Linked DNA regions of Homo sapiens: region 1 is linked to region 2. Evidence: chromatin loops called from intact Hi-C (ENCODE). Cell type or tissue: mammary epithelial cell. All regions are shown on one strand. Each heading gives the region's core, and the rest is flanking DNA. Links, peaks and the distances in the headings are about the cores only. Region 1 has its middle 860 kb from the start of LINC01966. Region 2 holds the start of LOC105373664 (a long non-coding RNA gene).

What was found. A loop is a pair of places that touch in the nucleus more often than their neighbours do. Peaks named below come from ENCODE experiments on the same cell type or tissue, not always from the same donor. Only the 100,000 strongest peaks of a DNase experiment are listed, where the experiment ranks them.
Region 1: a loop joins it to region 2, with 3.0 times the contacts of the local background. A loop is called at or near these places in 2 of 110 quality-filtered maps.

The regions. Positions count from the first base shown.
Region 1 is chr2:145,738,191-145,750,867 of GRCh38, forward strand. No RefSeq gene overlaps it. Among named protein-coding and RNA genes, the nearest start is that of LINC01966, 860 kb to the left of the region's middle. RefSeq lists a silencer at 10,961-11,040. In mammary epithelial cell, for the core only: no CTCF peak of the experiment used is centred there; a DNase peak (open chromatin) is centred at 7,171.
Region 2 is chr2:145,625,842-145,638,518 of GRCh38, forward strand. It overlaps LOC105373664 (a long non-coding RNA gene), which reads right to left and starts at 6,012. Exons shown (of 8, transcript XR_923414.2): 1 at 5,849-6,012. In mammary epithelial cell, for the core only: no CTCF peak of the experiment used is centred there; a DNase peak (open chromatin) is centred at 5,920.

The DNA of each region.
Region 1 (12,677 bases), core at 4,089-9,088, 110 kb after region 2:
TGTTTTGTTCTGATGCACTTTTTCCTTTCTGAATTCTAAATATCCTCATGCAGTCCAGACTACCAATAAATCTATAGTCTCTTATATAATAGTGACTCTGAGATATTTGGAAAGATATGTTGAATGTGCAGGTTTGGCACAGAAATTGATAGACATATGTGAACCCAAGGAACAAACTCTAATGATGGAGAGAGAGCATTGTAACAGGAGGATAGAGATAAGTATCTATTTCCCTGTTCAGATGGTATCATGGAGAATGAATTTACCTACATTTATAATCAGCTTTGCTCATTCTTTAAATATTCAATCAGGAAGAGACACTAAAACAATTAGATACAAAAACAATATCTTCTAACGCTAGACAATCTACTGCAGGTCTCATTTTCTTAAGCAGTGTAAATTGACTCATTTCTGAGTTGATTTAAACAAAATCATTTTTTGCACCACATGCCTTAAGCTTTGTTCAGTTCATTTTGTTTGGAAAGACTTGTCGTTCCCGATGGTGCTATTCTTACTGTCATGCACACACACAGAGTTATTTCTCCCAGAAAGCCCTCCCAGATGTGCAGCTCACATAGCACAGGGGATCAACATAGAGGATTTGGAGGCAGGTCACCTTGCTATGCAAGATTCAATATAGAATTCTGTAAAATGGCATAATATTAATTTAATAAAAGAGTTTTGAGATATGCAAAGCAAGTGACTCAGCACCAAATATTCAGTGAACGGCAACACCATCAAATACTGGTAGAGTATAATCTATAGTCCAAGAAAATTGCAGTAATTTTGTTTTCTAAATAAACCTGTGATATAGGCAGATTAGCCAATTTGTACAGATGAGAAAACTAAAACTTGGAAAGGTCCAAAATTGTCACAAAGTTGTCATTAATTGGTCCCTCTAGTGACAGAGTTTAAAATGCAACTTTTCTGGTTTTATCTTTCCCCTAAACTGAAATTACCTGTAACCTATTCTAGAATCATTCTCTGACCAAAACTTATCAGGATTGTGTTACACATTGACTTAAGGTTTCTGCTTGATCTAGAATATTTGTCTATATATAATAGTGTTTCCAAATCAACAAAAATGATTACCCAATATTTATGATTACGCTTATATGTTGTTATCTTTTCTTATCTCATGAAACATATTTACATTATTTATTTTAAAGATGTGTATGATAATTCCGAATTGTGGGTCATTTTGGAATTTTCGCCCATGAGATTTGGACACATTTTTATTGTTATTTCTATGCCAGGTAATTTTGAATAATATTCTGGATATTGCAAATGTTATATTGTGCGAACTCTGAGTCTTGTTATAATCCTGTAGAGACTGTAAATTTGTTTTTACCACAAACCAACCTCGTTGTGTTCAGATTGTAAATTTTGTCCCTTGTCGTCTGAGCTATCTCAGTTCAAATCTCAGTTCATTCTCACACTTTCTGCTAGGCTGATTTGGATCTATGCATTGTATTTGTAGTTCAGGGTTATTGTAAGATTTGTGAAGGAGGTTCAAACCTCAGTTCAGCTCTCAAAACCTGTGAGACAGGTTCATTGCTGTTCCAAAAATGCATAGTTCATGGGTTAAATTGAGAATTGTGTATAGTTGTCTCCGGAATTAGCATATCCCCTTCTTTGAGTCTCATGTCTCAGGGATTCACCTATGCCTTCTAACCCACTGGGTCCTCTTTTCTGCTTTTTGTGGTTCAAGAAGATTTGTTTCATTGGAGTTTCAGTTATGAGTAAAAAGAAGAGTAAGAGGAAACTCATGCTCATGTGAGTTGCTTCTATAATTTTGGTCTCCCATGCAAAAGTTTTATACTTTTATTTAGTTACTGGTATCCTAAGATTACTGTTTTTGTTGTTTTTTAAAATAATTTGTGTAGAGTTTTCTGTTATTGTCAATGGAATTGATGGGCTACTCCACCAAGCCAGAAATGGAACTGTACAATGTCACTTTTGATATAAATAATTAGTGCATATAGTATTTGCTTCTGATTGTGTTATTTTGAATGTTATATCTCTCTGTGAACATTATATAATAAAAGACTCATAATCATCACCTGATTCCACTGAAAAAAAAAATAACCTCAAATCATCTATTCAAATTGTTGCCTCTAATGACTATCTTGTTTTAATTTTCTATTTCACTATCAAAGGTGCCATTTCACAAAAAAGTGATGAATCACTCAAAATATCTAGCTTTCATTGAAAGTTAGTGTATTAGTCCATTTTCACAAGCTATAAATAACTACCTGAGACTTAACTGACTCACAGTTCCACAGGCTTAACAGGAAGCATGAGTAGGAGGCCTCAGGAAACTTACGATCATGGCAGAAGGCAAAGGGAAAGCAAATACCTTCCTCACATGGTGGCAGGAGAGAGAGAGAGCACAAGGGAGAAGTGTCACACTTTTCAAACATCAGATCTCGTGAGAGAACACTCACTATTATGAGAACAGCAAAGGGGAAATCCGCCCCCATGATCCAATCATCTCCTACCAGGTCCCTTCCCTGACACGTGGGGATTACAATTTGATATGAGATTTTGGTGGGAACACAGGAGCCAAACCATATCAGTTAATAATAATAAATTTATCTTATACATTTCAGTAATATTACATTCTTAAGAAAGGCTTACTACTCTAAATGTGACCTAGCTTCTTGCTTTTACTGAGAAATGGGCTTTACCAGATGAGAATTTATTCCTAGATATCTAGGTTCATGGAGGTATTCAGTGGAAACCACTGAAAAACATAAGAAACATGCATGAGGAAAATGGCCATTCTCAGATACAGAAAAAGGTTGAGTAATAATCCCAAATAATCTTAACTAGATAGATATCAAATACCTTTCTTTTTAAAAAATTTATATATCATACATATATGAATACATATCTGTGATGCTTGGGGCCATCAAAATCTTGGCTTCTGGTTTGAGGGTTAATTTTAATAAAGTTCTGTGGGTACCTGGCCCAATGTCAATCTGCATGGCTGAGTAAATCTTCCAATATCTATCTCTTGATCAACAATTTTAGGGTTGCTCATTCTGTATAGCCACAATAATTAACCTAAAATTTCTGTTTTCACATAGCTCCATATTAGCTAAGGGGACAGGGAAACATGTGGACTCCATCATCTATAAGATAACTCTTCATATGATGAAATTTCTATTGTTTCCCTCAAACCATTTCTCCTCTAGATTAAGCAATGTCAGTTTCTTTCTTCGTGGTTTCTATTTTCCAATACTTTTCTCACATTCATTTTTTCCACTGCCGGATCCCTTTTATTGATTGGTGGAGCTCCCTATTGTTCTGGATTTGTGTCATTCTGACAAGTTTAATCTTTCAAATCAGTCCCAACTAACACTTCACATGTTCTAAACTTTGATTATCTCCATCCAGTTTTTACAGGTTATGTCCCTGTTTATATATTCACTAAAATGTTATCTTCCCATTTTCTTCTTTTCAAAGAGCAAACTACATTGCTCTTAAAAATATTATAGAATAGAAACCAACTTGTGACTAAAAAGAAAGAAGAAAAGGAGTAGTCACTATAGAAAATAACTCTACACTTAAAGTAGTGTTAAATGTGTGCCAAGCTGACTGACATGTATGACTTGTGAATATATGCCTTGAGTTCCCTTCTGTCTGTGTAAGGAAACTTTTAAATTTAGCAAGAGTTCTTCATATGGAGATCTACTGCTAAGAGGAAGGAATGAGAACTGAGCTGTTTATGAATAGTTATTAGATAGATGCAGCTTAAGAGCAGCTATTCACAGGAAAAGAAAAAAAATAATTCCGAATAGCTACCCATTCTGGCTAATGGCTGTGCTGGAACATATGCAAAGGTTGTGGAGGATTGAGGCCATTAGCTCAACAATGCAGGCCAACAGAATACTTTTTGCCTAAAACATATACACAATCATGGCAAAGGTTTTATTCAAACATCCGGCTTAGACATTTTTTTTTTATTAATTTGAAGGCACAGCCTAAGGTGAGATTTAGTGTTAACAGGGTTAGTGCTTTCATGAAAGTCCAATATTAATATCTGCATTATTACAGACTCCAGGTTGCCATAATCAGGAAAAGAAAAATGCTTCAAAAATATAAGAATCTTTAAACCTACAAAAACCTGAAATCCTAGGCTGTCATTGCCATCTTAATTGACCTCTTCCATGGAAGGAAAAAAAAAGAGTCAAGTGGAAATGTGAGCCTAGATTTACAGTTTTAACTGTAAGTTGCTTATTTTAGTTATACCGGGACAATTTCACTACTTCATTTTGTACATGTCATTTTTCCTCACAATTATATTCTGTACGTTGATTGAACAAGTCGACATAACATAATGCACGGCAAAAAAAAAAATTGTTTTAAATTATAGTAACATGATACATAGTTTTACAATTGGAAAAGTTTTGTGTTTCTTTCTCTCAGAAGTAGAAATTGCCAGAGATAAATTTATAGGTTTTCAATTTATTAAGGCATCATAACAATTACTTCAGCCTATTAATTATTTGACTACAGTATAATTTGTATGACTTAGATTCAAAATCCAAAACAATATTTCTAAAACATTAGTAAGTTTTTATTGTCAGTGAGTTTCTCGAGATCAGGGGCTGTATATTTTTCCCTTGTAAATTTCCAGGGCCTACCATGGTACCCTGAACAATATAGAAGATACAACATTTATGATTATTAAGTCAATATAGAGCAGTGACAAATTTTTCTACTGCAAAATATAATGGTATTTTGGAATTCAGAGTTAAATCTAAAAGTAGCAATTAGAAATAGGAAAGACCTTATGTATACATTTAAGGTTCTTTCCAAAATAATTTATTTTCTTTCCACAGTATAACGTATTGTTATTTTTTCTAGTTCAGTTTGAACTCAGTGCAATGGTTGTAGCTCTCGCTGTTTTATTTTGCCCACAGTGAGTAATTTCTAATGCAGCATAACTTTGACAGAAGTGTACTGAGGATGAATGTCAACAGGGACCTAAAGAATCCAGCTGAATGGAGAAGTTATTCCCATGAGAGGGCAGCTTCTTTCAGTTCCTCTTCATTTCCTTCCTCACTCCTGCCTGGGTATTTCCTTAGATGATACCTTTTATGTGTATGACAAACTCAAACTGGCCAGCCAAAAATTCATTTACTGCAATTATTTTGCCTTCTCAGGCAGCACCATGTAACAATAACAACAACAACAACCAAAAAAAAAAAAAAAAAAAAAAAAAAAAGAAAAACAAAAAAACTTCTCTATCAGTTTCACTTGGCATGGAACATTTTTAAGAAAGAAAGAGGAAGGAAAATCCCAAATAGTAAACAAATACAACGTTAAAAACTACATTTTTTTTTCTTCTGGGAAATCTAAACCTGTGGAAGAACATCATGACACCTTCAAACAGAATGCCCCTAGTGCAGTTAGAAACAGTAAGAACTTCAAAATTATTTAACCTATATCATATTTTTAAACTGATACAAACTCTAACACCAATTCTTATTGGATCTCTGACATCATGAGAAGGATAAATGATTTTTTAATTAGATGTAGACACCACTGTGCCTAGCATAGTGCTGAAAACAGAAGGTGGTACATAAATTGTTATTGAATAAACAGATAAAGATCTAGCTTTGAAGAAGTTTATGGAGAGAAAGGAGAAGCAAACATGTTTATGATTTTAGGTCTCATTGGGGACATGAAAGAAAAGAAAATGTGTCAATCAAGATAAATTACTATAGCATGAGTCTTTCTTCCTCATAGATTTCCCTTCTGTCATTCCAAACTTTCTGTTTTAGTAACCTGTTTAGACCCTTTATCACAGAATGTAAGGTGAGGACTGTCATGATAAGAACAAGGTATGATAAAGTTTCTGAGAATCTGCCTTTTAGCATCACTTATTTGGGAAGTCTCTTCACTTTTTTTCTCTAAGACATAGAGTTGGGAAATGCTCTTGAAGTATGCTTTACATTGCAGAATATTGATATCATAATTAACCATTCTTTTTTTTTTTTTGAGACAGAGTTTTGTTCTTGTTGCCCAGGATGGGGTGCAATGGTGCAATTTCGGCTTATCGCAACCTCTGCCTCAAGTGATTGTCCTGTCTCAGCTTCCCAAGAAGCTGGGATTACAGGCACCCACCACCACACCCAGCTAATTTTTTGGTATTTTTAGTAGAGATGGGGTTTCACCTTGTTGGCCAGGCTGGTCTTGAACTCCTGGCCTCAAGTGATCTGCCCGTCTCAGCCTCCCAAAGTGCTGGGATTACAGGTGTGAACCACCATTCCCGGCCCATAATTAATCATTCTTATCTGAGCATCTCAAATATTATTTTTGAGGATGCAGCCATGTCGTTAACTAGTGCCTTCTTCCAAAATGAGAATCATATGGAATTCCAACCATTATGTGTTTACATCTAGCTTTGTTGTACATTTCTTATCTCCCCCGGGAACATGAAGAAATGATGATCACATGAGGTGATCTGGTTCAGACTTTCCAGCAGAGATTAAGCATTCTAGGAGAACATGACTGCTTGAATGAGAGCAGTTACTTAACTGCTCTCCCCATCCAGCAAGTGATGTACCACAAAATTGAAAAATAATGTAAGCTGACATCACAGAATGCTTATTGCATATCAGGCTCTTTGCTAAATTCTTAGTGCAAATGTTCTCATTTAACCTCAAGAAACTCATACCACAACCTAAAAAGGATACACTAGCATTATCCTCATTTTACTCATGAGGACGCTGAGGCTAACTAAGGGCTAGTAAGTTTCAGAGACTATTTCAAACACAGGCCTCCTGTGTGATTCCAGAGCATAAACTCTTCTAAATACTGTACCTTCTCTCTTATCTCTCCACCTACACCTTGCGATGCTGCCACTCCATGAGATCCTGCAGTTTATTTTTCTTTCCCTTCATTATTACAAGTCTCCTAACTTGTTCCTCTTCTCTGTCTATTCCTTTCTAGAACTAAGCCACTCTCCTTGATCTTCCTAAAATGCAAACACAGTCAATTCACTCTCCTCTTTAAAATCTCATTATGAATCCCTATCGTCCACAGTCCACAGAGGAAATGTCAAACTCTTTATCATTCTATTCAAGGATGCTTGAGTCATACCATGGCTAGAATTTCTGAGCAATGCTGCTGCTTGTGGTTTCTAAACCCCAGCCTCTCATATTAGTGTTCTGAGTCTCTGATTAATATAGTTGTCTACCAACAGGACCATACTTGAGCTTCAAATGGCCTGAGATCTCTAATACCTAGAAGCACTGATGATGCAGAGCATTGACCAATCCAGGCAGATTATTGGAGTTATCTGGAGATAACTGCAGATTATCTGGAGTGCAGTGGCGCAATCTCGGCTCACTGCAACATCTGCCTCCTGGTTCAAATGATTCTCCTGCTTCAACTTCCCGAGTAGCTGGATTACAGGCACCAGCCACCATGCCAGGCTAATTTTTTGTATTTTTAGTAGAGATGGGGTTTCGCTATGTTAGCCAGGCTGGTCTTGAACTCCTGACCTCAGGTGATTCACCTCTCTGGGCCTCTCAAAGTGCTGGAATTACAGGCATGAGCCATCACACCCAGCCTATTAATGTACTCTTTTTTCTTTCTTTCTTTCTTTTCTTTTTTTTTTTGTTTTTTGTTTTTTGTTTTGTTTGTTTGTGTGTTTGTTTGAGATGAAGTTTCCTTCTTGTTGCCCAGGCTGGTGTCCAATGGTGCAATCTCAGCTCACCACAACCTCCGCCTCCCGGGTTCAAGCGATTCTCCTGCCTCAGTGTCCCGAGTAGCTGGGATTATAGGCATGCACCACCATGCCTAGCGAATTTTGTATTTTTAGTAGAGACAGTTTCTCCGTGTTGGTCAGGCTGGTCTCGTTCTCCCAACCTCAGGTGATCCACCCACCTCAGCCTCCCAAAGTGCTGGAATTACAGGTGTGAGCCACCCCACGCAGCCCATGTATTCTTAATAGAAACCACAATTACCTAATACTTTTGCTGGGATTCTGTCACTTATCTTTAATAATTAGACTCATGCTTAACTGTCCAGACTTAACCATGGCTACTCTCCTCAGTCACCAATGTTCCACTTTTACCTTGAGAATTTGCCTGAACACACTATGCTGGCTTGTGATTTCTATTGTTCAACTGTCCATTACACTCCCTCCATTCATCTTGGAAAAAATTTTCAAACATTTATTCCTCCTCTTGTCGTCACCTGATATACTTAGGTGTTCCTCCTGTTGTGTACCAGAAATACACCTGACATTGTCTCTGGACTGTGAATACTTTGAGAATAAGAACTATGTCTTCTTCATAAGTGTATATTTAGAAACCAATGCATTTCTTATATAATGGATGCTTAATCAATATTTGATGAAGGAAGGCAAGCAGGCAAGCAAAGAAGGAGGAAGGAAGAGGGAAGGCAACCAGAAAGAAAAGAAAGAAGGAAGGATGGTAGAAGAGGTGAAGGGAGGGAGAAAATGATATTAGGAAACACTACACAGTTATTCTATCTGTGATACATAAAAATGCCTGAATCTCAGTTTTCCTCTCCTGTTTGATTAAGCTGAAGTAAAAGAAGCAGAGCCTTAAGTATGCTCGACTATATAAAAGTAAATAGAGTATATCATAAAAGCCAAGTAAACTTCTCAAAGAGAAATAGAATTAAAAGTCAAGTGCATGCCTTTATGTTTTCTGATTCCCGCTGTGATTTAAGTTTAATCTCTGGGTTCCTAAACAAAAATTTCAGGTAACTATCCACTTAACATTTTTCTAAGGATCTAGACTTGCAGTAAAGATACTTACTTACTTAAATAGACCTACTGTATGAGACAATACTATTAAAAGAAAATGTACTAGTACTTTTGTGTATGCCTGAAGAAATCAGTTTGCTAATTTTAGGACTTTGCCAGGTGGACTGACGCTGATTTCCAAGATTGTCTGGCCCTATGTCTTTCTTGACATACTAGAAAGGACATTTGATGTACACACTGTGATATGTACAGGGAAACCATAGCCCTTGTCCTGAAATGACTTAGGAAATAAATTTGTCTATCCCCACTGCCTTTGATCTTATTAAAAGTCATCGAGGCTTATTCCTAGCACTGAGAACATAGAAACAGGCATTTGATTATGCGCACATCACATGGTGATACGATGGTCTTGCCACGAACTGGAAGCATTCTGTCAAATTAGAACATTGATTTCAATTAGTCTTTGTAAACAAGAGTTACTGATCAACTGTTCTAAAATAAAATATTATTTTTGCCCTCATGGAGTATAAAATCTAGAAAATAAATGAGGTAAAAAGCAACATCAGTTAATGCTAAGTATTCTGAAAACCAATAAAACATGATAAGAGAAAAAACTGTTGTTGTCAGGGGAGGTGAGCACTCAATTATGGACTTTCTGAGAACGTAGCTTTGGATCAGAGATCCATAGCGAGGTCATGAGATTTTCCAGGGGAAGAATGTGCCAAGTAGACAGAAGAATAAGTGCAAAGGCCCTGAGGTGAGATTGTGCTTGGCATGTTCAAAAAATGGCAAAGAAGTCACCATTGCAATCACAAGATCAGCTTAGGGATAAGGTTGCAGAAAACAGGGAAGGCGCTATTACGTAGGGCTGCGTAAGCCATCGGGGGAAGAAAAACACTGTTTTTTACTGAAAATTGAGTGAAAAGGCAAATGAAAGTTTTAAGAAAGGTAATGAAATGATCAGAGTTATTTACTAAATGAATCACCTTGACTAATAGGCAGAGAATAGATACAATGATTGAAAAGTAGAAATGTTCTTGAAGAGAGGCAATGCTGCCTCGGTCCTGGGGTATGGCAATGACAGTAGCAAGAAGTGGTCCAATGTAAGACATCTTGAAGAAAGGGCTAACAGAAATTATCAATGTGCAGTATGAAAAAAATGAGGCAGAAAGGATAATTGTAAAGTTTGGGGCCTTAATACCTGAAGTAATGGAGTTACATTTTATTTGGAAAGGTGAGCTTGGGGAAGAAGCAGATTTGGGGGATAAAACTATATTTTATTTTTGTTAAATTAAGTTTGAGATGCCTATTGAGCATCAATGAGACTCAATGGAAATCTTGAGTCTGGAGCTCAAGGGAGAAGCCTGTGATAGATACATTTTAGGGTCATCCATATAAAGATGATATTTAACATCTGCAATCTGAATGAGACCACCAAAGGGATGAGAAAATAGACAGAGAGGAGGAGTTTCAAGGGCTGAGTCCTTTGAAGAGTATCCAGCAATCAGTCAGAGAATGGAGTGATTATATTGTAAGAATGTTGAGACTATGTCCAGTTGTTCTTAGAAACTTGTGCTGGAGAATTATACTATTGGTAGGCATTGGTTACATTTTCTGCCCTCTTTTTGAGGCCTCATGAAAGAAAGTTCTTTCTAGTCCTAGAACTATGCATAATTATGTTCCTCCTGAAAAACTATTTTATTATATTATGACACTATGAATTATAAAATAGTTTGTAACTTTTTTTTATTTACAGTTGCTTCTGAAAGCATACAGTCTAATTGGTTAGACACTCCTAGCAAGTGTAAAATCCCTTAGGGAACAAATTTTATGTACTAACCTCGCTTGTGACTCTTTCTTATCTTTCCTACCGTTATTTTACCTTTGTTCTGTTCCCTAAACACACTTAATCTTTAATTTTACTTTATTATGTTGCAATTTTACATACTTATGTAAGTTACTGTATATCATTTCTGGAATTAATAAGAGCATTAATAGGTTTATAGACAGTAGAGGATAGACAGATGATAGATGATACATAGATTAGATAGATTGGTAGATAGATAGATACATTGATTGATAAGGCATCGATAGTTTTAAACACAGTAAGAGTCACATATTTTGGTTTCAGTGGCATTTTGAAGGAAGTGTGCTGTTGTTGGGCAGTGTCTTGTGATAGAATGTCAACAGGTCTGTATCTGACTGATAAAGAAACTCAGTCGGTTTCTATTCTGTGCATCATATCAAGACAAATGCAAGTTACAGGATGTAGCCCTCTTCCCTATACTATTCTCCACTTGCATTTATTTTCCCTACACATATTGAAATCTGAAAACTAGGCTGAACTAAACATTAGAGAAGCTTCTATAGTGAGTTTAGCTTCCCTTGAGCCATGTGCAAATGAGCTTATTTTATACATATATATTTATATAAAATCTGCTCTCATAATACACATTGGTCAAAATGCCTTTGTCTGGTTTAAAAAAATAATATGTGCACTCCACCAAAAAAGTTCTACAGCTATTTTTCACTGTATGTTCAAACAAACAAAGGAGACAAAAAGAGAAACTAAAGATTATTTTTAATGATAACAAGCCAAAACTTCACCTCGAAATTACACGTGCACACTGAATTCTGCACATGTCCAATGGAAGCTCTCACTTAAAATCAAATTATTTTTCAAACTAAAGCTGTGAAGACTTAAACTGGGAGAATCTGAGATCTGGCCCCTTTTATAATACTTTGAAGTACAGCTGGGAAGTTAGGATTTCTGGAAACCTATCTTTGATTTCCACTAAATTTATTGCATCACACATTTCAATTTTGCCTTCATTGTGCATCCATTAAACCATTAAAAAGTATACAGTTCTTGCAAGGGGTAGGATTGGGAGAAGTGGGGTTGGGATTATATTTAAGTCTTCACTGTGGGAAAATTCCTGAGTTCCTCATACCCTGTTAATATTCAAAGGTAGCTGTTGATCAGTTATCTGACAGGTAGAGAATAATTCACATTGCCACAAAATTACAGTAACCTTTTTGGAAATGTCTTGTGGTTGAACATTTTTATTCCTTGGTCAGGCAAATAAGATCACCATTATATTCAGAGAGGATGCTTGAGTCTGCGCCTCCTGTTTAGGAGAATTAATATATTCTTAGGACAACTGTCACACTACACAAACCCCGTGCTATCTGCAAACAGCTTGGGGAAAATATTTCCTTAGGTCTGACATGAACTAGGCACCTCTTTTATGATACTTTTTTGGCAGAGAGAACCAGCCTCAACAAACCAGCTTCTTTCCAGTCATACTGCGTACACATCCACCACCTCTGGCCTTATTTTTAAACCCAATGATGATAATAATTTTAAGGGCTGGGAATTATGAAGGCTTACTTGGCAGAGTCTTCCTATTGTGAATGATAAATCAAACTTGGGGTGCTTGCCAGCAAAAAAGTTCTTTCTTATCTCAGTAAATAAGTGAGGGTGGGCCTGATAAAGGCAAGACAATTTGGTAAGAATATTGTGATAGGGGCAACGGGTGGGCTTTGATATGGTTTTATTGCCTGCCTCATTTCAGTTTTTGGCTCACACACATTTGTCCACAAGCAGTGTCAGTTGGCTTTTTCCTTTCACAGCAGATTTTCTTACCTTGTAAGTAGAAACCTACGTTAACCCTCTGCCAGTAAAAATAAGAGAAGCATTTTCTAAGCATATTTCTAATCAGCCATTCCTCTCAATAAGTGGATCTGTAAGACTGCAAACATAAAACATTGTTTTCTAGTCACCCCGATTTCCTAAGTGTGTAAATCCCCACATCTCTTCCCCTTTACAGCGCGCTCTCACTTGCATGCTACTAGTTTGCATTCTAAAATGCCACCTGTTGAAAATAAAAGTCTCATGATATTTGCAAATTTTGGTTCATCC
Region 2 (12,677 bases), core at 3,083-8,082:
CCTGGATATATTGCTTAGAAAATGACAAAAAATGAAGAAGCATAGAGCAGTGTATCCTTCAGTGGTAGATGCACTTGCTTCCACAGCTTTAGACAAGCCTGAACTTATGTGAAATAATTTTCTTACACTATGAATTTGACCACCTCTTTATTATGTGCATTCTCTCTCTCTATATATATATATAGATATATAATTCATTTTATATATGATGTATATAATTCATTCACTTTAGATATATATAATATATTGCATATATTATTTATGTATATATATATAGAGAGAGAGAGAGTGAGACAGAGACAGAGAGAGGGAGACAGAGAGAGGCAGTCATAGTCAAGAGGTTATCCCTAGCAACCCACATTTTCAGAATCAGTAGAAAGTCATTATGAACAAGGCCAAGGTAAGAAGAGGGGCTTGTCCTCATGTTGATTTTTTGTTTTTCTGCCAATTACTTTCTCCAGGAATAGTGATTCTGCCACTTTGTTTGAAATATACAAATGACTCCCTGAAGTTAATTGTCCCTCAGAAAGCCCAGGCAAATTCCATGGAACTAAGTGAAGGGTAAGTTATAAGAGGAAACCCAGAGAGAGTAGTAGGAAAGGAGACTTTGGGCCTGGCAGAAGGATGGCTTATTTTGGCTGGATTCCTTCTGAAGCTTAACTACCCACTGATTGAAAGCAAATTGGATGTTAAGGAAGGCTGGAGTGCCCATGTGAAGGAAAACAAACAAGCAGTGACCCTAAGTTGGTCTTGGAGGAAGTCAAATCTCTTGTTGCTTTGCCTCAAATGTTGAAAGAACTTAAATACAGCTTTGTGTACAACATAATTTTCAGTTATTTGGATTTTTGTAAATAAACTGGTTATCTGAGAAAATACCAGCCAGTAGAGGTGAACTCTGAAGAGTAGGAGAGAATGTGGGAAAATAAATTAAAGTATTTTATTTTAAATTTGTTCTTAGATTTGATATTTAAATTAATAGGCTTTCTAAGAGTAGTAAGTCTAGATTTATCATATAAGATAAAGAGTATAACAGCATAGCACTGATTATAAATCATTTTTTATTGAACGGGGAATTACATTTCATACATCATTCACAAATTGATATAGTAATTACAAAAATATTCCTGATTCTACATACACATACAAACGAACTCACGCACGTGAAGACATACTCATATAAACATATACACATAGATATTCACACTTACATGCAAACAGGAAAAAATCAGCTGTACATGGAATCTCATATTATAGATGGATTTCACTTCTGCTACTCTATTACAATGTGAGTATAATACCTACTTACAATTAAATTCTACACTCTGAAGTTTCATTTTACACTCTCTCAATTTGCCTAAGTGCAAAATTGTATGTGTTTGTGAAGACATTTGTAATAAAAGGAGAATCTTTTCCCAAAGTTTTTATTTTTGGATATCATTTCTATGATATTAATAGGTGTCCCATAAGGAAAAGGTCTCCATAGCTACATGTGTTTATAGAAATTATGGTTTAAACTCATCTTTTTCATGAAAAACTTCAAGATTTTTAACTTATTTATTATGAATCTCTCAATGAGAGTTATTCTATATTGGCCAAACAAATTTGTTCATGGAAAGTTATTTTCGCAGCATCTTCTAAGAAAAATAAAACATAAGATGAGATACATTGACAAATAGAAGGTCACTGTGGTTCAAACAGTTATTGTTCAAAGTCTACATCCTTTTAAAATGAATGCTAGTTGCATATCTACTAGGCCAAACACTGTACAACAGCTTGTTTTGTCCTTGGGATAACCCCATGAGATACATGTGAATATCTGCCTTTAATGAACAAACAAGCTAAGACCCAAGAAGGCTAAATATTTTTTCTCAAGTCCATGCGGCTAACAAAGATGAAGCTAAATCTTGAAATAATGTGTTCTGTAGACTATGTTCTACCAGAAATGATAAGCAGCCTACTGACTTATTTTTCAAATCAGCATCCATGCATGCGCTATGCAAGTAAGAGTACAGTTTTGAGAAAGGAGAGTATTTCTCTTTACGTCATGATTTTAGAGGTGCCAGGAAACCTGCCCCCCTCCTCAAAATGCCTTCTCAAACCATCTACATAATGCAAAACTTCTGAGTAGAAATGCTTCTTTTAAAAGATTTATTTTCTCCTCTGAAAAATGCAAATATTCTTGCAAATTCTTTAACACTGTCTCAATACTTTAAAGAAGTTCCCAAATCTGGCTGAGCAGCAGCAATTACTTAGAAAAAACTTTAAAAATATATAGACACCTTACAAAACCCTAGATCTTTTCAAACATAGTAGCTAAAGCTGGAGTTGAGAAATCTTTATTAATATTTTGAAGTTCCCAGGTAATTTTAGTAATTATTACTTAAATCTCTATCAATCTTTTCCCTTCTCAGTGTGAATGGACTAATTAGAGAGACATTAAAACAGTACAGAACTGTAAATTTGGAGTCACAGGATTTGAATTGAAATCTCAGTTTCACCACTTAATCTCTATAAGAGGCTGGACAAAATAAATCGTCCCTTTTTGACTTAAATGTATTCATTTTATAATGGGGATACTAATATTTCTCAAATATTGTTATTATTATTAAAATATATAATGACGGCAAAGAGCTTTTTGTATGCTATATACTTGTTGTTTCATCTTCTTTCTTAAGAGTACAGTTTTATTCCTGGTGCCACATGGAAGAATTAAGACACTGTTTCAGCATTGAAAAAGACAGGCTGATACAGAAAAGAAAAGGACACAGCCAGGAATAGGGGCCTCCCGCGTTTCTCCTTGGCCTTTCCATATTTGTGCTTCTTCCCTGGGTCTTTTTCATCAGAATGAAACTGAAGGACACTTTGGCCCCAGAGGTGTCGTCATGACTGAGTCTGGATCAGATTCGGCTTACTTGAGCCTTTCTTGTTGGCAGCTATTGTGGCTTTAAATAAAGTCGCGTCTATGAAAAAGCAGACCAGACTAGGCTCAAAGGAGAATCCCCATTCTTGATGACACTGTTATCTGAGTATACCACTTCTAAAATATGATACTGACCAAAAAGGGGATTCATATGATCTATTTCCAGAGTTTAGGGTGCAGTCTTAAGAAACAGTTTCTTGCAGCAGAGTGAGACCACATCTTAACAAAAAAAAAAAAAAAAAAAAAAATTAGCTAGGCATGGTGGCATGTGCCTGTGGTCCCTGCTACTTGGGAGGCTGAGGTGACAGGATTGCTTGAGCCTGGGAAAGAAATAATTTTGTTTTGCTTTGAGGCAGAGTTTTGCTCTGTCACCCAGGCTGTAGTGCAGTGGTATGATCTCGGCTGACTGCAACCCCTACCTCCCGAGTTCAAGCAGTTCTCCTGCCTTAGCCACTCAAATAGCTGGAATCACAGACAAGCCACCATGCCTGGCTAATTTTTGTCTTTTTAGTAGAGATGGGGTTTCATCATGTTGGCCAGGCTGGTCTTGAACAACTGACTTCAGGTCATCTGCCCACCACAATCTCCCAAAGTGCTGGGAGAGAGCTACCGTGCCCAGCCAGAAATAGTTTCTTAAAGCAAATTCTTGTTAATACTAACAAAGTTTCAAAGTTGAATTACTAAAAAATAATCTTTGAATATATAAATAGAGCTTTTGTGTTTTTATTCATTGACTTTTGTTTTTTTTCACTAAATGAGTGAAATGTAATACAGGGCCTTAAATCTGTGTTATTGTTTTTGTTTTGATTGGTTGATTCTCTGGACACCTTGACTTGACACAACATAGAAACCCCAAATATTTACATCATAATAAGTGGCTAGCTTATGGAGATTCACAATCACAGGTCTATTTTTGAACATATTTTTCTTCTTGCATATTAAATATTTTCCAATTTTCAAGTACAAAATCTCTTTTTTATATTAATAGTATAAGATAGCATTAAAGTGCTATTAAAGGGAAACAATGCGTTTCTACATAAAATGGAAGGGTCTAAATTATTGTCATATTTTTAAACCAAAATTAATTGTGTTATGCTTCTCCAATGGCTGAAATGCTTTTTAAAATGTGTCTAGGCATACTTATTGATATCACAACTTTGGAATTGTAAGGACACAATAAGTGAATAATTTTCATAAGATTCTTTTTTATTTGACTTATTTTTATGAATCTCCTACTGCTACAAGCTACACAATATACATGTGTTGCAAGAAAATAAAAGAATCTTCATCAAGTGAATAATGTTGCCAGTTGAAGAAAGCTGTGTAGCCATGCTATTACAAGGTACTACAGCTCCAAATAGTTGTCAGCCAGCTCTCATTTTGCTCATTATCCAATTCTTCCCTGTTACCAGAAAACCGTGCCACCTAGAAGTTAGTTGATCTATATGAAATTGCAAAGGTTTAACCATTTTTTATCTGGAAAGGAATGAGCATTTCTTACAGTTCCATTAAACATTGAATCAGTTACATGTCAGAAGACAGTCAAATTAGTATTACCAAGTCTAGCAAAAAGCACATTCTTCCTCAAATAAAAACAAAAAGAAAAAAATTCCAAGGCACAGACAAATTCAAATAGATAGGTAAGCTTATTCATAGTTCAAACAATTTTCTCAATTCAATAAATGATAGACCATTTTTTGTTTCATAGGGTGTTAACAAGAATGAGCTTTACTATAATAACCGCCTCCAATTTGCAATTTATTATATAAACTTCTTCCAATTGCACCATTAAAATAGTGCAAGAACAATTTCTTATGACACGAGAAGTCTTCTGGACACTGATTACGGTACATAGTGCTAATGCTTACAATATAGCTCTTATAGGATTCTGCAGTTTGTTCATTCATCAGAAATAGATAAGAAAAAAGGCTTGAATCAATCTCACACAAGCTGGTATGAAAATAGACATGTTTTAATGATCAGTAATATCAATATAATTCTTTCATCGTATCATTTGTTATCAAAACATTTTGAGATATGGAATATTGATAAAATTCTAAGAGAATATCTCCAAGACTGGAAATTTCAAAATTAAAAGCAATACTTAGAGAAAATTGCCACAATCTCATAGTGGAAATGGATTATTACAATATTTAAAAAAACAGCCAGAGTAAATTCAATATGTAGGTAAAATGTATTACAACTATGCATATTATAATTGTTCACTAAGGCAGCCCATTATACCTGATAGAAATTTTAAAATAGGAATTTGGGAAAGGTTAGTCAATGAGATTCTGGACCCAAGCCCAGATCTCTTTATTCTCCCTTTAAAGTTTCCTCTAACTAATTAAACTGCTTCACTGTGTCCTAAAACAGAATATTTATATCATATATTACTTTTGTGTACCATAGATTTTATTCCATAGATTAAGGCCTGTTACCTGTCAAGAATCTGAATTAGAATAAAATAATATTGCCATTTTTCATTGTCTCAGTCCCCACTTCCTTTCTTCTTTTTGTTCTCCGCTATATTTTTAAAGCTGGTGCTGTCTGTGACATGCACTATTACTATTGGCATTTTATTGTGGCACAGGGTGGAGATGAGAGAGATCTCCCTAAAGTAAGCTTTATGTTTCTTAATGTATCCGTCAGTATAAACATTGTTTTAATTAGTAAATTCACTGGCAATAAGCCTAAATTAACAATAGTGGCCTGGCCACATAGCCTTAAATAATAGTAGTGCCCTCATCCTCAAAACTAAATAAAAGAAAACAAAAACAACACCTAACAACGAAACAAGGCTTATTCTCAGCTGATGAGACCAAACACCGGTTTGAAGGCCTTAGTGTGTGGTTGCACCTACAAACTCTTCCTATGGCCAGCCTGGGATGAAAAGGGATGCTCTAAGGGTGTGCACTATATATTTACCAAGTGCTGTGTCTGGTTTTGCTGTGTGTTCATCTTTGTCCTTCATATTCTAACTGTAGATGCTGAGTCAGATGATGCTCACCAGGGAATACATTCTTTCAAGTGATGTCTTCAATTACTAAACATGCATCCTCTTGTCTTAGGATTTCTGATTATCTAGTTACCTGAAAATGTATTGTACAGAAGTATTTAAGAAGTGTTCACCATGAAGTGTGCCTAGATATGCCTATTAAGCCTAAATAGCACTTTTTAAACAAATCACAAATTTAGCCATCTATATCCTTGTTCTGTTTTGTTTTAACAAAAAAAAATTTCCACTCTATTTTATTTCTGGATGTTTGGTTTAAGTAAAATATAAGTCCAAACTTTTGCAAATATAGAAAAAAATCATGTTGATTAAGGATGTAAAAAATGCAGTCTCTTCCTAGTTATAATACACCATGGTGGTGGTTTAAAACTAGAAAGTTTCCATTTAATGTAACCCAATGTTGCTTTTCTAAATGTTAGAAATTGTTACCCTTATTATTTTTTGGTTTATCTGAACACCAATCGCAGATAACTTGAGATTTCAAGTCAAAGTTGCTCTTTCACGGTAATTCCATTTAAAGTCTTGTTATATTTCTTGCTCTTATCAAAAAGCTTGTATCTAAACTTAAATGGAAGTCACATATGTAGCTTTGTGAGATCCCTAGTATCCTTTAAATGTTCCATGGGGCTCAGCCAAATGAGTAATTGTCCATCAGCTTATGGTTCATTAGGAACCACAAATCAGTTGAGTGGGAGGTGTTTCATAGGAAACTATTCAAACCTAAGTTTTGCTAGATTTCTGATGAATAGAATAGCCTAGGATAAGAAACTTTCATCTAGGAGCTCCAAGGTAGTTAGGCTGGTGGTAGCTAAGGCCTCTAAAGCTAATTGGGCAGATAAGAAAAAGGGGTAGCAATATGGTCAGGACATAGAAAGGAGACATTCCTCGGTGCTTATTGGCGAGTAGATGGCTGAGCTGGAAGGGTGATCTGTAAATGAAATTCACTAAAGAATTAAACTTCAAGAGGCATTCTCCACAATGAAAAATACAGCAATAAACCTTACAATTGTGATTTTTGTTTCTTTCTAAGGGGAAGACTATTTTCTTGTATGTATCAATTGCAAATCATTTTATTATAAGTGGTGTTTAGCTTCATAAGCAATCTCTTAAAATTGATTTTTACAAAAATATTTTCAATTATTATTTTCAATTAGACTACTATTTTAAGGGGAATAAAACTGTAGCATACTTCTAAATAGATGATTTCCCTGGATCATTTCTCCACCATTTTTTACCCTATGTGCATATGGCAAGAATCATTTAGTAGTGGATTTTCTCCTTAGTCCTATGGAAAGATAAATATATATTCCAAGTTTCAGAAATGCATGAAGAAAACCAGGTACCCGTGTTAAGGTTATTTGATATTAAGAAAAGCTTTGAAGTTACTGAATCTTACTGAAACGAACACAAACCAAAAATAGCTTTATGCAGCATTCCAAGAAAGATTGGAGAGATGCAGAAATAGTCTGCAAAGTTTTCTCAGATTCCAGTGATTTTGATACTTGAAAAGTGAAAGGGAACCTATGCACTAATTCAAATGATAAGCTAGCCTTTTAGAATCTTATACATATACTATATTGTTAATTAAAACATACTTTAATTGAGTAGATTAATTGGATAACTGTAACACAAACCATCTAGGCTTGCTTTATGCATATTAGAAAATTTCGTTAACCCAAAGAAGTATATTGTCCTACATGTCCTTTGGAAGAACTCTAAAAGGCACATCTTACCTGGGGGAGAAAAAAAGGGAGTGGTCTGGGAAATCTGTTAAAACACAGGTTACTTAATGAAAGAAGCTAATTATGATTTTAGAGCTTAAAAGGAAAGGTGTCTCTGAGGGTATAAGAAATGGGACAGAAAATTGCATGTGAAAGAGGAGAGGGGGTCGTGCATGGTGGCTCACGCCTGTCATGCTAACATTTTGGGAGGCTGAGGTGGGCACATCACTTGAAGTTAGAGACCAGGATGGCCAACATGGTGAAACCCTGTCTCTATTAAAAAATACAAAAGAAAAAACAAACAAACAAACAAAATTAGCTGGGTGTGGTGGTGCACGTCCGTAATCCCAGCTACTCAGAAGGCTGAGAAAGGAGAATTGCTTGAACCCAGGAGGCGGAAGTTGAAGTGAGCTGAGATCGCACCACTGCACTTCAGCCTGGGCGACAGAGTGAGAGGGAGACAACGTCTCAATATAAAGAAGCAGGACCAGGATGAAGCAATCAGCATTCCTTCACAGTAGCTAATCTGGGCAGGCATCACCTTGGGAAGGACAGCAAAGACAATCCAAACATTTTATGCTTTTCAGAAGAGACCATAAAGAGAAGGAACATGGCAGTTACAGTATCACATTGACTAGAAAGAAACAGAGTACTACCACAAGAATATAGAAAAAGCAAACAGGTCTTCCTATTCTCTGTTTACCACTCAATACTTCTGTGACCTCTGATCACTAAGAAATGAGTGAGTATTTTCCCCACCAGACGTGTCCGCAATTCTGACTCTATCTGCCTGAAGATAGCATCAGATCTCACAGGCTGAGGACTCAGTCCCAAGACTGCCCTCTAATTCACATGCGAATTGCAAGCCCCAGGTTGTGAACTGTACTTCTCATTAACCAGATATAAATCCAGGTTCCCACACCCTACTCCTTGGGTTTGATTAATTTGCTAGAGCAGCTTATAGAACTCAGAGAAATACTTTACTTACATTTACCCATTTATTATGAAGGATATTATAAAAGATACAGATGAACAGCCAGATGAAAGAGTTATACAGGGCAAGGCATGGAAGAAGGAGCATGGGATCTCCTCTCTTGTGCACCACCCTCCAGGAACCTCTACATGTTTAGCGATCCAGAAGCTGTCTGGACTCAGTCCTTTTGAGTTTTATGTAAGCTTTATTACCTAAGCACAACTGATTAAATCACTGACCCTTAGTGATCAACTCAACCTTCAGCCCATCTCCCCTCCCTGGAGGTTAGAGGGTGGGGCTGAAAGTCCCACACCTCTAAACATGCCTTTGTGTTTCCTGTGATCAGCCCCCATATTGAAACTATTTAGAACCTTCCAGCTACCAGTCATCTCTTAGCTCACAAGGGACACTAATCACCTCAGAGATTCCAAGGCTTTCAGGAGCTGTATGTCAGGAAACCAGGCTAAAGACCAAATACAACTGACCCTTGAACAACACAGGTTTGAACTTCAAGGATCCACTTATATGCACTTTTTTTTTTTTTTTTTTTTTGAGATGGATTCTCACCCTGTTGCCCAGGCTGCAGTGCAGTGGCGGATCTCAGCTCACTGCAACCTCTGTCTCCTGGGTTCAAGTGATTCTCCTGCCTCAGCCTCCCAAGTAGCTGGGATTACAGGCTCCTGCCATCACTCCTGGCTAATTTTTGTATTTTTAGTAGAGACCAGGTTTTATCACGTTGGCCAGGCTGGTCTTGAACTACTGACCTCAGGTGATCCACCTGCCTCGGCCTCCCAACATGCCTCGGCCTCCCAACATGCTGGGATTACAGGTGTGAGCCACTGTGTCCAGCCTATATGCAGATTTTTTCCACCTGTGCCACCCTTGAGACAGCAAGACCAACCCCTTCTCTTCCTCTTCCTTCTCAGCCTAATCAATGTGAAGACAATGATAAAGGCTTTATGATGATTCACCTGGATTTAATGAATATATATTCTCTTTCTTATAAATTTTCTAATAACATTTTCTTTCCTATAGCTTACTTTATTGGAAGACTATAGTATAGAATACATAAAACTTACAAAATATGTGTTAATCAATCAATATGGCTTCCAGTCAACAGAAGGCTATTTGTAGTTATATTTTGGAAGAGTCAAAAGTTACACCTGGATTTTTTTTCCTGCATGGGGGTTGGCCCCCTTAACCCTCACAGTGTTCAAGGATAAACAGTATATATAGTCATGAGCCGCATAACAACGTTTCAGTCAACAGCAGATGACATATATGATGGTGGTCTCATAAGATTATAATGCAGCTAAAAAATTTCTGTCATCTAGTGAAACCATAGCCATTGTAAGGTCATAGTGTGATTACTTTTTTAAAATAAATGAAGTGTAGCCTAAATTTACAGTGTTTATAAAGTGTACAGTAATGTCTCAGGCCTTCACAATCGCTCACCACTCATTCACTGACTCAGTCAGAGCAACTTGAATCCTGCAAGCTCCATTCATGGTAAGTGCCCTATACAGGTATACCATTTTTTAAATCTTTTATATCATATTTTTACTGTATATGTTCTATGTTAACATATGTTTAGGTGAATACTTACCATTGTGTTACAGTTGCCTACATTATTCAGTACATAACATGCTGTACAAGATTATAGCATAAAAGCAACACCCTATGATGTTCACATGGGACAAAATTGCCTACCAATGCCTTTCTCAGAATGTGTCCTCATCATTATGTGACACATGACTATATTTCACAATAGCATAATTATTTTATTTCCTTTTTCCTGAACAATTAATTAATCTTATCTAGCTTCAAGACTGTATACTTAGGCTGAGTGCAGTGGCTCACACCTGTAATCCCAGAGCACTGGGATTACAAAAAATTTATAAATTAGCCAAGCATGGTGGCACACACCTGTGGTTCAAGCTACTTGAGAGGCACAGGTGGGAGGATTACTTAAGCCTGGGTAGCAATGATTACAGTGAGCTGAGATTGCACCACTGCACTCCAGCCTGGGCGACAGGATGAAACCCTGTCTAAACAAACAAACAAACAAACAAACAAAAAACTGAATACCTTGTATACCTTCACTCTGAAGTTTAAAAAAGTATATTATTCAGATATTATTCAGTTAAGTAACTTGGAGTTTTTATTGTTATTTATTTGTACTTAGTAAATTGATTTGATTTTATATGGTATCTTAATGTAATTTTGCATATATAAGATTGCAAATATAATCATTGCATGTATAAGACAGCAGGACTTTTGGTATCTTATTACAAGTCATAAAAGCGTGAATGATTTTTAAACTACCTACTCTCCATATCTGTAATTTTACATATCAATATACTCCTAAAAAAAGAATTATACTACATTAATACAGAGCTTTTCACCAGATGAAAGCTTAATACAAAATTGGGACTACTGTTTATCTTAATTTGAACTATGAAAAAAAAATATTTCATTGACTTACATAGCAGAACTTTGAGTTATTGTTGAAAGTAATTGTTCACCTTGCCATCTTTGGCATCAAAATGCATAGATCTCAAAATTTCTTGGAGTATTCACACATCTAGGGGGAAAAACAAACTACACAGAACAGTTCTTCCACTGTGAAAAATAGCAAAATTCCACACCTACAACAAATTGCAAATTTTCACGTATTTGCTCCAGGCAAACATTTGCAATTTTCACAGCAAATAAGGCTGTTGGCTCCAATACACACTTTTTTTTTTTTTTTTTTTTTGGTCTTCTCCCCTCTTGGAAAAAAGTCACTGTCCCTATTTTCAGAAATACAGAATAACACTTGAAATGAAATTACTGATAATATCATGTTTATTCTAGGTATTTTATTTTTGGTTCTACCCATTCAGATAAAAAATATTACTTTAACTTGACTGTACCTTATTCAGGAATCCATGAGTTTGGATAGAGACCCTGAAAATGAAACTTAACTGTTTTTGTGACCTGGGATACCCAGTTCCACTCTGATCAGAGAGACCACTCCTAAAATGTTGCCTAGTGCTTTCAGGAAATACAGATTTTTTTTTTTTAATTTTCAGTAATCAAATAAAAAGAGAAGTTGGATTTTCCCTAAAAATATATATTTTTTTAAATTTAGTACTATAAAGCAATGGTTCTCAGGCAAGGAACAATGATATTTCCCAAACAGCTATATAACATTATTACAATAAGGACATTAAAAATTGTATATAACCCAGCCATGAGACAGTCTTCACTACAACGCTGTCCGCAGAATTTTCTCCTATGTTAAAACAACAATGACAACAACAATAAAAATAGGAAAGTTGTCTTTGTTATAGAAAGCATGTCATTTTACTAATGTTATTGACTTGTGTTTTCAAATCCATGAATTCTGTTCTATTCTATCCAGTTGATTTACTAAGGAACTGCTTTAAAAAAATTTAGTAAGTTAGGTGTGGTGTGTGGTATGCAGTGATGTGTGTGTGTGTGTGTGTGTGTGTGTGTGTGTGCACGCATGCGTGTGTGTGTGTGTGTGTGTGTATGTGTTGCATGCTGGAGGACTTTCCATTGCACAACCATCTATATTATATTGCTCCTGTTTTCTGGTTTCTGAGGAAAGTCATCTCAAACTATAGTACACATTAGGCTCTGCTCTTCTTTAAAACATAGCCCTGCTTTGACAGGAGAAAAAAGCCCAGTCTCTTCTGCATAGTTTTTAAAGACCAATCACAATTGATCTCTGTCTACATTACTAGGTTACTCTTCTGTATCTTTCTTTCATATCTTTGTGCTACTGTCACCTGAACATTATGCCATCTTTGACCCATTTGGATGTCTTTGCTTATGGAAGACTGGCATTCTCTGCTTACCCACTTCGCCTACTGAAATTTTTATCCACCAAAACTCAGCTAGCATGCCACTTCTTTAGCAAAACTTTCATAATCTTACTATTTGGAGCTTTTTCTTATCTTCAGTACCTTTATGATATTATTTTACTCATTCATTTATAATTATTCACTTATCAAATATTTATTATCTAATATTGCCAAA